2 separate regions of the Homo sapiens genome follow, and region 1 is linked to region 2. Evidence: chromatin contacts called from ENCODE Hi-C or POLR2A ChIA-PET data. All regions are on one chromosome and are shown on one strand. Each heading gives the region's core, a stretch centred on a gene start or an enhancer-like site at or near the end of the contact. The rest is flanking DNA. Distances are from core to core; before and after follow the strand shown.

Region 1 (6,244 bases), core at 1,679-4,178, 120 kb after region 2:
AATTCAGGCCCCTACACTCTCCACATAGCACCATGAGGATTAATTTTCACCATCATATTTCTCAAAACAACAAAATCCTGACACTTCAAACAAAAGCCAACTTACATTCCTTTTATTTAATGAAATCCGCATATGCCGACAATAGCAAGTCACCCACCCCTCCCATCCCCAGCAGAAAAAAAGCAGCTCTGAGAATTGAATGGTTAAAACTAACGCCCAAGGGATGAGATAAGCTACTTTAAGAGACAGGAAGTCTTTCAGAGTAAAAGGAGGATAAACAAAGGGTGTAGGTCCGATTAAGGCTTGGCTGAAAATAAAACAAAGCAGTAGTTCCATCCATAGTAATAACCAAGTTTCTTTAAAATGTGTGAATAGAAAAAAAAAAAATGTGGGATGGTGTGATCAGTGTGAAACCTAGAAAATGAGAATGTGTTGCATCAATACGGTGCAGCCCATGGTAGAGACACATCAGCATGGGAAGACAGATATTTGAAGCCCTAAATTTGATGTGAATGGGTTGGGAACAGGGCTAGCTCCTCACCCAGGCTCCCATGACCCACATGGAACCTCTTCTAGAGTTACCTGCACCACCCTTTGTCCAGACCACACTGTCACTGGGTCATCCTCTAATAACTAATGTGCTTTCTCGAATACCATTAAGTACACACACTGGGCATTAAGCGTAGGTGTTCTGTTCCCTAGAGAGGAATCTCTTATGTTATAATTAGAAGGTAAGTATTCTGCTTATCTTCTGTCTCTGGGGAGTTTAGTCAGCATATATCAGTTCCTAGGAGTCCTCCCCCAAAAATTCTGAACTCAATGCAACCCATAGAGTCTCCACCCAGGTGAGTGGTTGGCCTCCCTGGATACCATCATTTCGCCTATAAAGGCAAGAAAGCAGATATCAATTCATCTGCAAGGGTAGAAACAAACCAGATTGGCTCCTCAGTTACCCTGAAATCAACCAATGTTGTCATAATTATCCCTGAGCTTGGCTCTGCCTCTTCAACAGGACAATTCAAATGCCCAGCTGGGCAAAACTGGTGACCATCCAATACCTTGGACCTGGAATAGGCTGTAAAACTGGCTGTAAAACTAAACCTGTAAAAATTAACATTCAGCCGAATGCAGGAAATTAAAGCTATTCACAATACGCATGCTAAAAGTACTTCTAATGGTAACAGGAACCCCAAGCAATGACAGGAAGCAGGAATTCCTGAGACACAGGGCCTATTTCTGGAGCCCATGGAGCAGTTTCTTATTGTTACTTTTGAACTCAAGAGAGAGGGGATTCCCCAGAGCTACCAAATAAATCAACGGTGTGCTTAGAACCTTCAGCCTAAGAATTCTGACTCAATCTGAAAGACCAGCCTTCCTCCCCACAGATACTGTTGGCATCATCAAAGATACTAAAGTTCTGGGTAGACAGAAACTATTAGAAATGACCAACAAGGAGGAGAAAGTCCCCAAAGAGACTGAAGATATCACAAGTGAGAAATTCCTGCCCCAAAGATTGAGACTCCCTGAATTCGCAGTCCTGACTCCTCCTTGGAGGGCCTCTCACACCATGATAGAGACTAGAGTCCCGGGACCTGGGCATGCACAGGACATCAGATGTCAAGAGAGAAAACATGGAAAGACTTTCAGCCCCCTGGCAAGGGAGGAACTTTATTGGAGAAGGAGAAGGAGGCCACTGCTTATGCTTAGTCATTACTAGCAGGGGCCTGTAGGGACTGCTATAAAGACAAAAACGTTCAAGAAGTCGTAGAGCCCCTTTATCACTCAGGTAATGAGAGGTAGCTTAATCTCAGTGCAATCCTACACTCTATTAAGCTAGTAAAGAACCTGTTTGGAAAATGTGTTAAAAATCCTTCGAGTTCATGCTTTCGTGCTTCAACATCCTTCTCACTGCCCAAGTACTGAGCAAAACCAGCAGGAACTGTTGGATGATAAACCTAACCCCTGGCCTCGAGTTCCCCCAGGCTCCCGCCCCTTCACCACTGCCCACTTGCCTTTGAGCCCAGTGAAATTTCTTGGCATCAATTAACCTCAAACCCATCCCAGATCCCAATAAAGGATTCAACCCACAGGTCCCACTCTCTCTCTACTGCACAATCTGTTCAATTGGGCACCCTGCTGATTGTACCCCTGTATGGCATGTGGTGAACCCACTCCAGACCTGTAAGTGTAATAAACTACTTCCTTTCAAGCTTCATCCTTGCCTCCTCCTATAACCACACTGATTTTACCATACCATACCCAACATCTACCTACATTCTTGGAACAGGAAACCTGGCCAGGCACATAATGGAGATCATGCTTTCGTTATCAAAGAAGAGAGAAGCTAGGCCGGGTGTGGTGGCTGACGCCTGTAATCCCAGCACTTTGGGAGGCTGAGGGGGGTAGATCGATTGAGCTCAGGAGTTTGAGACAAGCCTGGGCAACATGATGAAACCCCATCTCTACAAGAGATACCAAAATTAGCTGGGCATGCTACTTGGGGGGGCTGAGATGTGAGGATCACTTGAGCCTGGAAGGCTGAGGCTGCAGTGAGCTGTAATCACACCACTGCCCTCCAGCCTGGGTGATAAAGTAAGACCCTGCCTAAAAAAATAAATAAATAAATAAAAATTAAAAAAAAATAAGAAAAGAAAAAACGCCAGGAAACCCAAGAAAGAATAATGTCAGTATCTTCCCTCAGGCCCCTGAGTAATGATGGCTCTGGGTAATGGGCCATCTGTAACCCAGCTTCCTCCACTCACACTTGCTCCTCCTGGGAAGGTCCCAACTCAAGACAATCTGCTTTTGCACCTGGCCAAGTCACAACAATCCAAAAGGACAAACATGTCTGAGAAATATCCAGCTCACACCAACACAAGTTTGAAATCACTCCAGATTGAGGGAAGCTGCAGAGGATTTAACTCTACTTGGATAAAAGCCTCCTGGCTAGTGACTCAGACCAGACTGAGAACCCAAATCCAAGTGCAGCCTCTCCAGGGAGCCGGTTTTTTTAACAAACTATGGCTGGAGAAAAACTCCCACACCCCCTTATTGTTAGTTTGATGGAGTAAAAGAGCATGTGCTTTAACAATGCATAGCACCCACAAAATACAGCCTCTGTTCTTTGGTCACTGAGACACATGTACCCTATGGAATGCCTTTAAATATGCACACATACACATATATTTCAATATTTATTCTTCAAGTTACTTTCATGATTAGCCTAGCCTGATTTATGCATGGGTCTTTAGGAAAATGACCATTCATTCTCTACTACTCCACAATCTGAAAGTTTAGAAGACAACTACATGGTAAGTGGCTGTGGTAGGCAGCCTCTAAGATGGCCCCCAACAGTCCCTACCTAGTGGTATTCATGGTCTTGTGTAATCCCCACCCTTTCAGTAACTTGCTTTTAATTAATAAAGCAACATTGAAGGGATGTCATTTTTGTGATTATGACTTCCATCTTGCTAGCAGACTTTCTCTGGCATTAATAAAGTAAGCTGTAGTGTTAGAGAGGCCCAAGTGGCAAGAAACTGAAGGCAGCCAACAACCAGCAAGGAACCAAGGCTTTCAATCCAATGGTCCTCAAAGAACCGAATCCTGCCCATAACCACGAGTGGATCTTTCCCCAGTTAAGCCTTCAGATGAGACCACTGACCCACCAGACACTTTGACTGTGGCCTTGTGAGAGATCCTAAAGCACAGGACCCAGCTGAGCCATTCCCAGGTCCCTGGACCACTGATATTAAATGTCTATTGCTTGAAGCTGCTACATTTTAGGGTAATTTATTATACAGCAATAGATAACCAATACACTGGGGGAAGCACCTGATGGGTTTGGCATATTTTTAGTTTGTAGGCTTTGGAAAGAATCCTAAAAGCAGAGAACCAGAAATAAAATAGGGACAATTGAAAATGACAAAAATAGGGCAAATTAAAAAATGACAATACTTAAATTCCCAATATGGAAAAGTAGTCAATTTCAGAGCCCTAACATGACCCCAGAAGGTAATCAAAGTCTTGCAGGACAAGTAGAAGAAAAAAGGAGGGAGAGAATCATTGTAGAAGTGATCAAAGCATGCAGCATCTAATCTAAATTAATATTCTGATTAACACTCATCATATCTAGGCTGAAATTAATTTCAACTTCTTTGCTTTAAACCAGAGAGCTAAGGAACTAAATATTTTAAAAGCACCATCTCTGCTGATCTGAGCAGCCAGATGTTTAAATAAATTCTACAGACAAGATTTTTCTCAGTGGATTCACATTTCTTAGAGCTGGTACTAGGGTTAAACCAAACAAACGATGTGTTCCACACGAAGGAAAAGCATCATTCCCACTGTCAGGCTTTGGCACCTCACCCTGAACTCCATACCTGTAGAGGGTATCTGTAAAGAGTGTATCTATTATAGATATACTCAATGTTTTCTCACCAGTATATCTATGACAGATGGAGCTCCTGGCTGGTTAAGTGGGACAAACATCTGTGAATTACAAATCTACCTCATTCTAATTGGGAAATACTCTTTATCTAGAGCTAGGGGTGTTTATTCAAGAGGTCCATAGTCTTCTTACATTACTGGGCCTAATACCAAGACACACAGGAATCCCAACTGAGGGTTACCATCTGTATTAGTCAATTTCCTGTTGTTTATAATAGAATATCTGAAACTGAGTCATTTCTAAAGGAAAGGAATTTATTTCTTATAGTTCTAAAGGCTGAGAAGTCTAAGGTCAAGGGTTGAAATCTGGTGATGGCCTTCCTGCTGGTTGGGACTCTCAGTAGAGGGCTGAGGTGGTGCAGGACATCACATGGTGAGGGGGCTGAGTGTGCTAACATGTTATTTTAGGCAGGCCTCCCTTCTTATCAAGCCTCTAGTTCCATTCCCAAGATAACCCATTAATCCATTGATAGGGGCAGAGCTCTCATGATCCAATCACCTTTTAAAGGCCCTACCTCTCAATACTGCCACAGTGGAATGTAAGTTTCAACATGAGTTTTGAAGAAGACGAATATTCAAGCCATAGCTTCAACTTTCAATACCACCACCAAAAGTATCTATTTAGTGAAAGAAAAAAATAAAAGGGCTGAACTGAGCCACGGCTTTGGGTTAGTTCAGCATAAATTGTTCGAGAAAACCATGCAGCAGAGCTTCTGTACAGCACAAGTGGAAAGAGTAAGAATGAGGCTCAGAAACCACCATGTGCACTTGCCCCATCCAGAGAGAAGTGGAGGGCTGAGCTGCTGTCACAGTGACCTTTGTTCTGTCAGTAACACATGGCCTCAGCCTGCTGTCCACTCAGCCCATCCTGCTGAAACCAAAGGGGAAAAAGGAATGGGAGAAGGATGAGAATCAAACATCTGGTGAGGAGGAGGGAGGCCCGTGCTATTCGGATCTGGTATAAAGCTCCCAGGAATTGCAAAGCTGTTCTTAGCACATCAGCTCGGTGGGCCTGGGCGGATGGAGGCAGATGCACACAGCAACACCAGGAGCAGGGGAAAGTCTGCCTTTTAAGGTTCATGTTCCCCAGCAGGCCCTTTCCCATTCTAAACACGTTTCCCACCATTCTCTCATCCCCAGTGTGTCGTTTTACCCTAACTGTGTGTGTGTGACTCACGTGAAACTGAGTTTCAATCTGATCACATACCACAGGGTATGTTTGGAAAACCTTTTGTGATTTAAGATTTATTTAATGATTTCTATTTTAAAGTACTCCTAATCCTAGTTTCATGGACATTTATACTCAGAGAGTTATGTCGAGCCTTTAAATAACAACCTCACACATTCTTTCTAAGTTAAATTCCAATGGCTAGCCTTGCAAATGGTTTGGTGCTTTTATAAAATACTGCATTAAGTCTTAAAGATAGATTTCTGGGAGAAAAGTTTTGATATGTGTCTTTTTATATATGTGGAGTTCTCTCTTTTGAAAGAGGAGAAAAATTAGAAATTACATATGTGTTTAGAGATTGCTTAAAATATCACTTAAAGCAGAAGAGCACAACCATAAGTGTTGAATTAAGGTGGAGACCGCCTAACAGGAAGGTATGCAACTTTCCCTAAATTCCTCCAGCCTGCGCTGGCTCCAAGGAACCAAGGTTAGAAGCTCCCGAGTGCTACAGGAACGTCTCCGCCAAGGAAGCCATATATGCTCGCCCATCTAGTCCAGAGGAAATCACCCTTGGCTCCCCTTTCTAACTCAAAGGACGCTTTTTTCTCACTATTTTGGCAGCCACAAGGC
Region 2 (6,422 bases), core at 661-3,160:
ACAAGGACTCCAACCTCAGAGAATTTTGTTCTGTTCCCAAGCTGTATCCACCATGGGCATTCTTATAAAAGCAGTAGTCAGCAGCTTTGGTGAACTTTACCATAGAAGGAATTTCTCAAAAGGCATGCAATGCTCAGAGAATCTCAGGAGAGCTAGAGAATCTTCAGACATGCAGGATGGGTAGACAGAATAACACTCAAATCACACCACAGAGCTGATCCTAAGAAGGTACCTCGCCTGCCTCTATTGGATGCAAACACCACAGCTCACACAGCCGACACCTGACCCTGGGTGCTCAAAAACTGCCACTGGAATTGCTGCCACAGCTGTCTCTGAAAGCCCAGAGTAGCTGCCATCACACCCACATGTACCATCACTGATTCTCCACATTACCAGCTTCCAGTTCAGGGTCTGGCAGGAGCCTGAGTGTGTACCTGTACCGTAGCTGCAAGGGAGCCTGGGAAATGAATTTTAGCCTCTGCCTCAGAACCTAGGAAGAGAGAGAAAGGAGGGGCAAAGAATAGTAAAAGTGCCTTACCATCTTGCATAGGATGTGTTAGAATTCTTTACAGAGAGGGATTCACTTGGGGTTACTCAGAGCACCATACGGAGATGTTGTTGGGATGAACTGCCCTGGCCCACCCACTCCCAGCTAAGGCAGCTGCAGCATGATCTGTGCAGGGGCCTGGGCTTCACAGACTGATGTAACTGCTCTGTATATATACCCCTTTCACTCTAGTGTTGAGAAAGAGGGAAACTAGATGCAATGATTAAAAATATTTTAATACCAAACTTCAAGCTTTTTGACTCACTCATGCTCCAAAAACAAGCGCAACATCAAGACTAAAGGTGTTTGTGTCCACACCCATTGTGAGATTCAAGTTGAGTTTTCGGTGTCATATTTGTGTCTTAGCAAGTTGTCGATCAGCTTCATTTCTTTAAAAAATTATTCTTCGGAAAGCACTTTGTGCCCATTGATATATGAGACATCTTCAAACAGTCGCTACGTCTGCCTGATTGCCCAGTCAGCTGGGGACACACAGGACATTACGGTTTGGATATGTAGGTTCTGACAGATCTTGACAGATAAATGTAAATGGAAATATATCTACACTTAAAAATATTTTTTCTTTTGCCATTGTATTGAATATTTTTTAGTGTCAGTTTCTTGTTATGTGAGTGTGAGGAATTGTGGGAGATGGAGGAGTTTATATTCTCTGCAACTTCTGACTTGGTTGGCTCGCTGCATCCATGCTCCTGAATCACCCCATCACTCAGGGATTGGAAATAGTTTGTCCCAAATAACTATTTACCTTTCACTGTGGCTCCAATCTTGAGAAAAGTCTATTCTTGCTTCCTAGACACTTAAGATTCAATAATATTTGAAAGAATTATTTGTGGAAGTATATTTGTTTTACGTTTTTATTGTGAGATAGCTGTGGTTTTCAATCTTTAAGGGGGTTTATATTTTCTGTTTACCATATAAACGAAAACTACAGTAGATAAGTATCTTGAAAATAAAAATGATCATCTGTGTTAAAATTGCAATAAAATTTTCATCCTAAATACCTCACTACATGGTTTGGCTGAGCTTTTCTGACCATACCTTTAGATTAACAGTGAAAAAATAAAAATAAATTTAGGCACCTTAGATCCACCTTAGTTACCTTTACTCTTTCAGTCTGAATGACAAGACAAGTTCCAAAAGAGCAGAAGCTGAATTTGCCATAGAAGTCAACCATGGCAACAGAGGGGATATTCTTTGGCAGGGTGATATGGTTTGGCTGTGTCCCCACCCAAATCTCATCTTGAGTTGTAGTTCCCATAATCCCCACGTGTTGTGGGAGGGACCAGGTGGAAATAATTGAATCATCGGGGAAGTTTCCCCCATCCTGTTGTTATGATAGCTAGTGAGTTCTCACAAGATCTGATGGTTTTATAAGGGGCTTTCCCCAATTTTACTCGGCACTTTTCCTTGCTGCTGCCATGTGAAGAAGGATGTGTTTGCTTCCACTTATGCCGTTATTGTAAATTTCCTGAGGCCTCCCCAGCCGTGCAGAACTGTGAGTCATTTCCTTTATAAATTACTCAGTCTTGGGTATGTCTTTATTAGCAGCATGAGAACAGACTAATACACAGGGTACCCTTCGGTACAACAGAGAACTGAAACAGATAGCATTTTCCTTCTTCACCCTTCTCAGCTAATAAACTCAGGGGACTATTGCTATCACTTTATTGCACAGAAGTTGCTAGAATCTGGGCTTCCCAAATGAGGCAAGAATTTTTACTCTCTGCCTTTCCTACCACCTGACCCTCAGGGGCCCTGCCCCTTTCCTCCTGCCTCCTTCTTTATTTAACTATTTCATATTAAGCTTTGTTTTTTTAAAAAACCTACTAGGAATGAAGACATTGTGATACATTTTATGTACCATACTTACTGATATATAATGAGCCTATTCTCTTTTTTTGTTTAAAATTAGTATTCTGTAAATGTAAATTTATTCCTGAAGCATGATTTGGTTTAATCAATTTACTGAGTTTTTACTTTTACAGAGTGGTAAAACTGGATTAGAATGCCATTATATCTTAGTGAAGAATAAGAATTTTTTAACCTTGCATTGGCATCTCTAGAACAATAATTCCCAACACTTTGAATTGGAAAAGATTTCTTTTTAAAAGCATTTTATAAATCTCAATACATTATAGGATAAGAGATGTACTTTTAATATCCATTGGTTGAGAAAGCTATTAATTGTACAGTATTTTTAAATGAATTTGCAATTGATCTGTCACACTGGCATCTCCCTATAATCACGAAAATAGAACATATGTGTGTAGAATATATTTTGCATGCAGCCTGCTGGAGAATCTCTTTTTTTTTTTTTTTTGAGACGGAGTCTTGCTCTTTCGCCCAGGCTGGAGTGCAGTGGCGCAATCTCGGCTTACTACAAGCTCCGCCTCCAGAGTTCACGCCATTCTCCTGCCTCAGCCTCCCGAGTAGCTGGGACTACAGGTGCCCGCCACCACACCCGGCTAATTTTTTGTATTTTTAGTAGAGACGGGGTTTCACCGTGTTAGCCAGGATGGTCTCGATCTCCTGACCTCGTGATCCGCCTGCCTTGGCCTCCCAAAGTGCTGGGATTACAGGCATGAGCCACCGTGCCCGGCCGCTGGAGAATCTTTTACAGGGACTCCGTGACTTTATCACTAAGCCACGCTGGCAGCACAGGCATGACGGCTCCTGGATTTTATTCAGGCTGACAGCCACTGCCAAGTCTCCTTGGACCGAGCTAGCAATGAATTGATGGTGCTATGGGAGAAATTGGTTCCTTCCAGACATGCTGGCCATGCTCCTCTGACCTGTCATTGATTTGTGAAGTGCTGATTCATTCAGACATTTTTTAGTTATATAAAAATACATGTACAAACCATTTTAAACAGAAAATAAATCATCCTACAACTATTTGAACAGATATTTATGGCTGGATTCAAAAGCATTGAAATTAAGGGTCTTAAGTAGAAGTATAACAACGGTAATAGCAGAAGAATTTCTGCAGTGAGAATTCATTTCCCTCTCTGCATTTGGTGTTCAGCAAAACTAAACCTGTATTGAAAAGGAGTCCATTCCTCTTTCATCAGAGATTGCCTTTAGCAAGGAAACAATGGACAGCTTTTCCCAGTGTTCTCTCCTTTTCTCATTGTCAGGGTGTTCTTCTGTGACATTTAATTTGAACCACTGCCTGTCTCAATAATGTAACAATTTGATTGGGTCAGATAGAAAAGGTAGAAGTCTTTTTTAAACCAAAGGATTTTCATTTGAAGGTTTGATAACCAAATTTGATTTCTGGATCCTATGATCCCGGTGATGTCCCTTGGATTCAGTCCCCCTCTCCTCATCATTAGTGGTATCCTCCTGAGGAGAGAACAGAATACCCTACACTAACTTTAGTTGCTGGTCTTTACCGATTTAGGTTGGTATAAAGACAGAACCAATGTGAGACTAGGCTTAGAGTATAAAGTTAATATGTGCAGGTTGGGAAATAGGCACTAAAAATTATAGAGTTGACTGGATCCTGTATTAGTTATCTATAGCTACTTAACACATTAACCCAAACTTAATGTCTTAAAACAACAAACATCTATCTTCTAATAGTTTTGTGGATCTGGAATCCAGGATGGTTCTGGCTCAGGCGCCCTCACAAAGATGCAGTTAAGGTATTAGCCAGGGCAGCTGTCATCTGAGGCTTAAGTGGGCCTGGAGGATCTGGTTCTAAGCTCATTCATATGGCTGTAGGCAGGAGGCCTCAGTTTCTCTTGGTCGGGGCCTCTCCATAGACTGCTCATGACCTGGCTTTTCCCAGAGCAAGCGATCCAAGAAAGAGGGCCCAAGACGGAAGCCACAGTCTTTTGTAATGTCATTTTAGAAGAACCATATCATCATTTCTATACTATTCTGTTGGTCACACAGGATGTGAATACCAGGGCAGGGTTTATTGCAGGTCATCTTGGAGGCTGGCTACCACAGGCCCAAATGCCTAGTTTTTCTAGAAACCATGGAGAGCTGCATTCTTTTAAGTCTGGTGCTATGTCTAAGGACAGACTCTTGGTCAAGTTAATAAAAATGATCTGTCATATTTTAAAGATCTATCTATCTATCTATCTATCTATCTATCTATCCATATATATAGAGAGAGAGAGAGAGAAGAGAGTGTCTCGCTCTGTCACCCAGGCTGGAGGGCAGTGGCGCGATCTCGGCTCACTGCAGCCTCCGCCTCCTGGGTTCAAGCAATTCTCCTGCCTCAGCTTCCTTAGTGGCTAGGATTACAGGCGTGCGCCACCACACCCAGCTAATTTTTTTTTTTTTTTTTTTTTTTAGTAGAGATGGGGTTTCACCATGTTGGCCAGGCTGGCCTCGAACTCCTGACCCAGTGGTCTATCCATCTCAGCCTCCCAAAGTGCTGGGATTTTAAGGCATGAGCCACCGCACCCAGCCTAAAGACAATTTTTTACCTTTGCTTTTATAATGTAAATTTGATTGTTATATTTAAGTAAAATACACTTATAAAGTATAAATAATACTAGGGTACAATATAGAAATCAAAATTTTCATGTAAACTTCTTATATAACCATAGTTATTAACAGATATTTACCTATCATTATAAAATAAAGAACTGCACTATTCTGAATCTCATTGTTTTCACTTAACAGTATATTATGGATATCTTTCAATGTCAGTATATAGAATTCATTCTGTTTTCTGGCTACGTAATATTCCATTGAGTGACTCTGGCAAATAGAATAACTTTACCAGAATTATCTAGCCAGTCTCTACTGTTGGATAATTGAGCTTTTTCCTTCAGCTTTTAATAAAATATGAATCGTGTTTGTGCATAAGTCTTTTTGATCTTTTTGTGCTGTGTGAGAATTCTTCAGGGCAAATCTTCAGAAGGTGAATTTTCAAGTGAAAGGGTATAACATTAAAAATTCAACAGATATTGCTGAATTATCTGCTAAAAATGTTGTACCTAATTACACTCTTTCCAATGGTGACAAAAGTGCCAATAACCTCTTCCTTCTAAAATCAGCCTCATTTGACTTGGGTATACCTTACTATGATTTTGAGGAAGGCATGGTGTTGTACTTGGCAGAGGAGTTTAAGACCAAAAAGGAAAATAAAGGGCCTGCTGTAAGATCATAGCAACCATCAGGGATTGCATAAAGGACCCCGTGAGTGACTGATTCGTAGGCAGAGGCACCCACTTCAGAGCTGCATGTAACTCCAGGGCCCAAATTTGACTTCTCCCCCTTGAGTATGAATACTGAGGAAGTTTGTGTAGCTCATTTGTTAATAAGCTAAACTCTGACATCTTCAGACATCTGTCTGTGCATTGATGAAGGCACTAAAGCCAGAAATGAAGAGAAATGGATTGTGGAAACCTGGCTTCTTGCAGTTCTTCCCAACAGCCTACAACCATTCCTTTCTGAAAATCCCACTGTTGCTTTGGTTGATGCCTCAGACTCAAGATCCTTTAAGCAGCATACAAACTGAGAAAAGAAATGCATTGAGAGACCAGGACTCTGAAAGAATGGAATTGATCCATTCATTCATGGATTCATTCAACAATGAATAAATATTTAGTACCCAGCGTGGGGCGGAAGCTATGATAAGCCCTATGTATGTAATTGTGAACCAAGACAGGCACCAACATGGAGGTTCCTGTCTAGTGGGGAAGATATACAATAATATAATCACAAATATAGATTTGGAAACTGTATTTATGTCTAGAAATTAGCAGTATTCCAGGAAGCCAGGAAAACGGAGATCTGCAGGATGAATTTGAGGTCATTAAGAGAGTTGCTGGTAGAGTCATGACAGGCAGAAAACAAATGAACAAATGGCATGTGTGCAAAGGCCCTGAGG

The links. A loop is a pair of places that touch in the nucleus more often than their neighbours do. ChIA-PET counts read pairs that join two places held with the same protein, here RNA polymerase II (POLR2A). Pooled maps may share reads with other maps.
Region 1: a loop to region 2 is called in a pooled map, with 2.2 times the contacts of the local background. The contact joins two enhancer-like sites. A Hi-C loop is called at or near these places in 1 of 50 pooled maps. POLR2A ChIA-PET finds 5 or more read pairs at or near these places in 2 of 52 experiments (T-cell and activated naive CD4-positive, alpha-beta T cell).

The regions. Positions count from the first base shown.
Region 1 is chr14:52,020,848-52,027,091 of GRCh38, forward strand. All of the region lies in intron 12 of NID2 (nidogen 2), which reads right to left. Among named protein-coding and RNA genes, the nearest start is that of RTRAF, 34 kb to the left of the region's middle. RefSeq lists an enhancer at 64-358. Within about 2 kb of position 2,929, at least 3 of the 41 ENCODE cell types and tissues checked have a DNase peak (open chromatin) inside an H3K27ac peak, as active enhancers do.
Region 2 is chr14:51,903,886-51,910,307 of GRCh38, forward strand. All of the region lies in intron 2 of GNG2 (G protein subunit gamma 2), which reads left to right. Among named protein-coding and RNA genes, the nearest start is that of GNG2, 46 kb to the left of the region's middle. Within about 2 kb of position 1,911, at least 6 of the 41 ENCODE cell types and tissues checked have a DNase peak (open chromatin) inside an H3K27ac peak, as active enhancers do.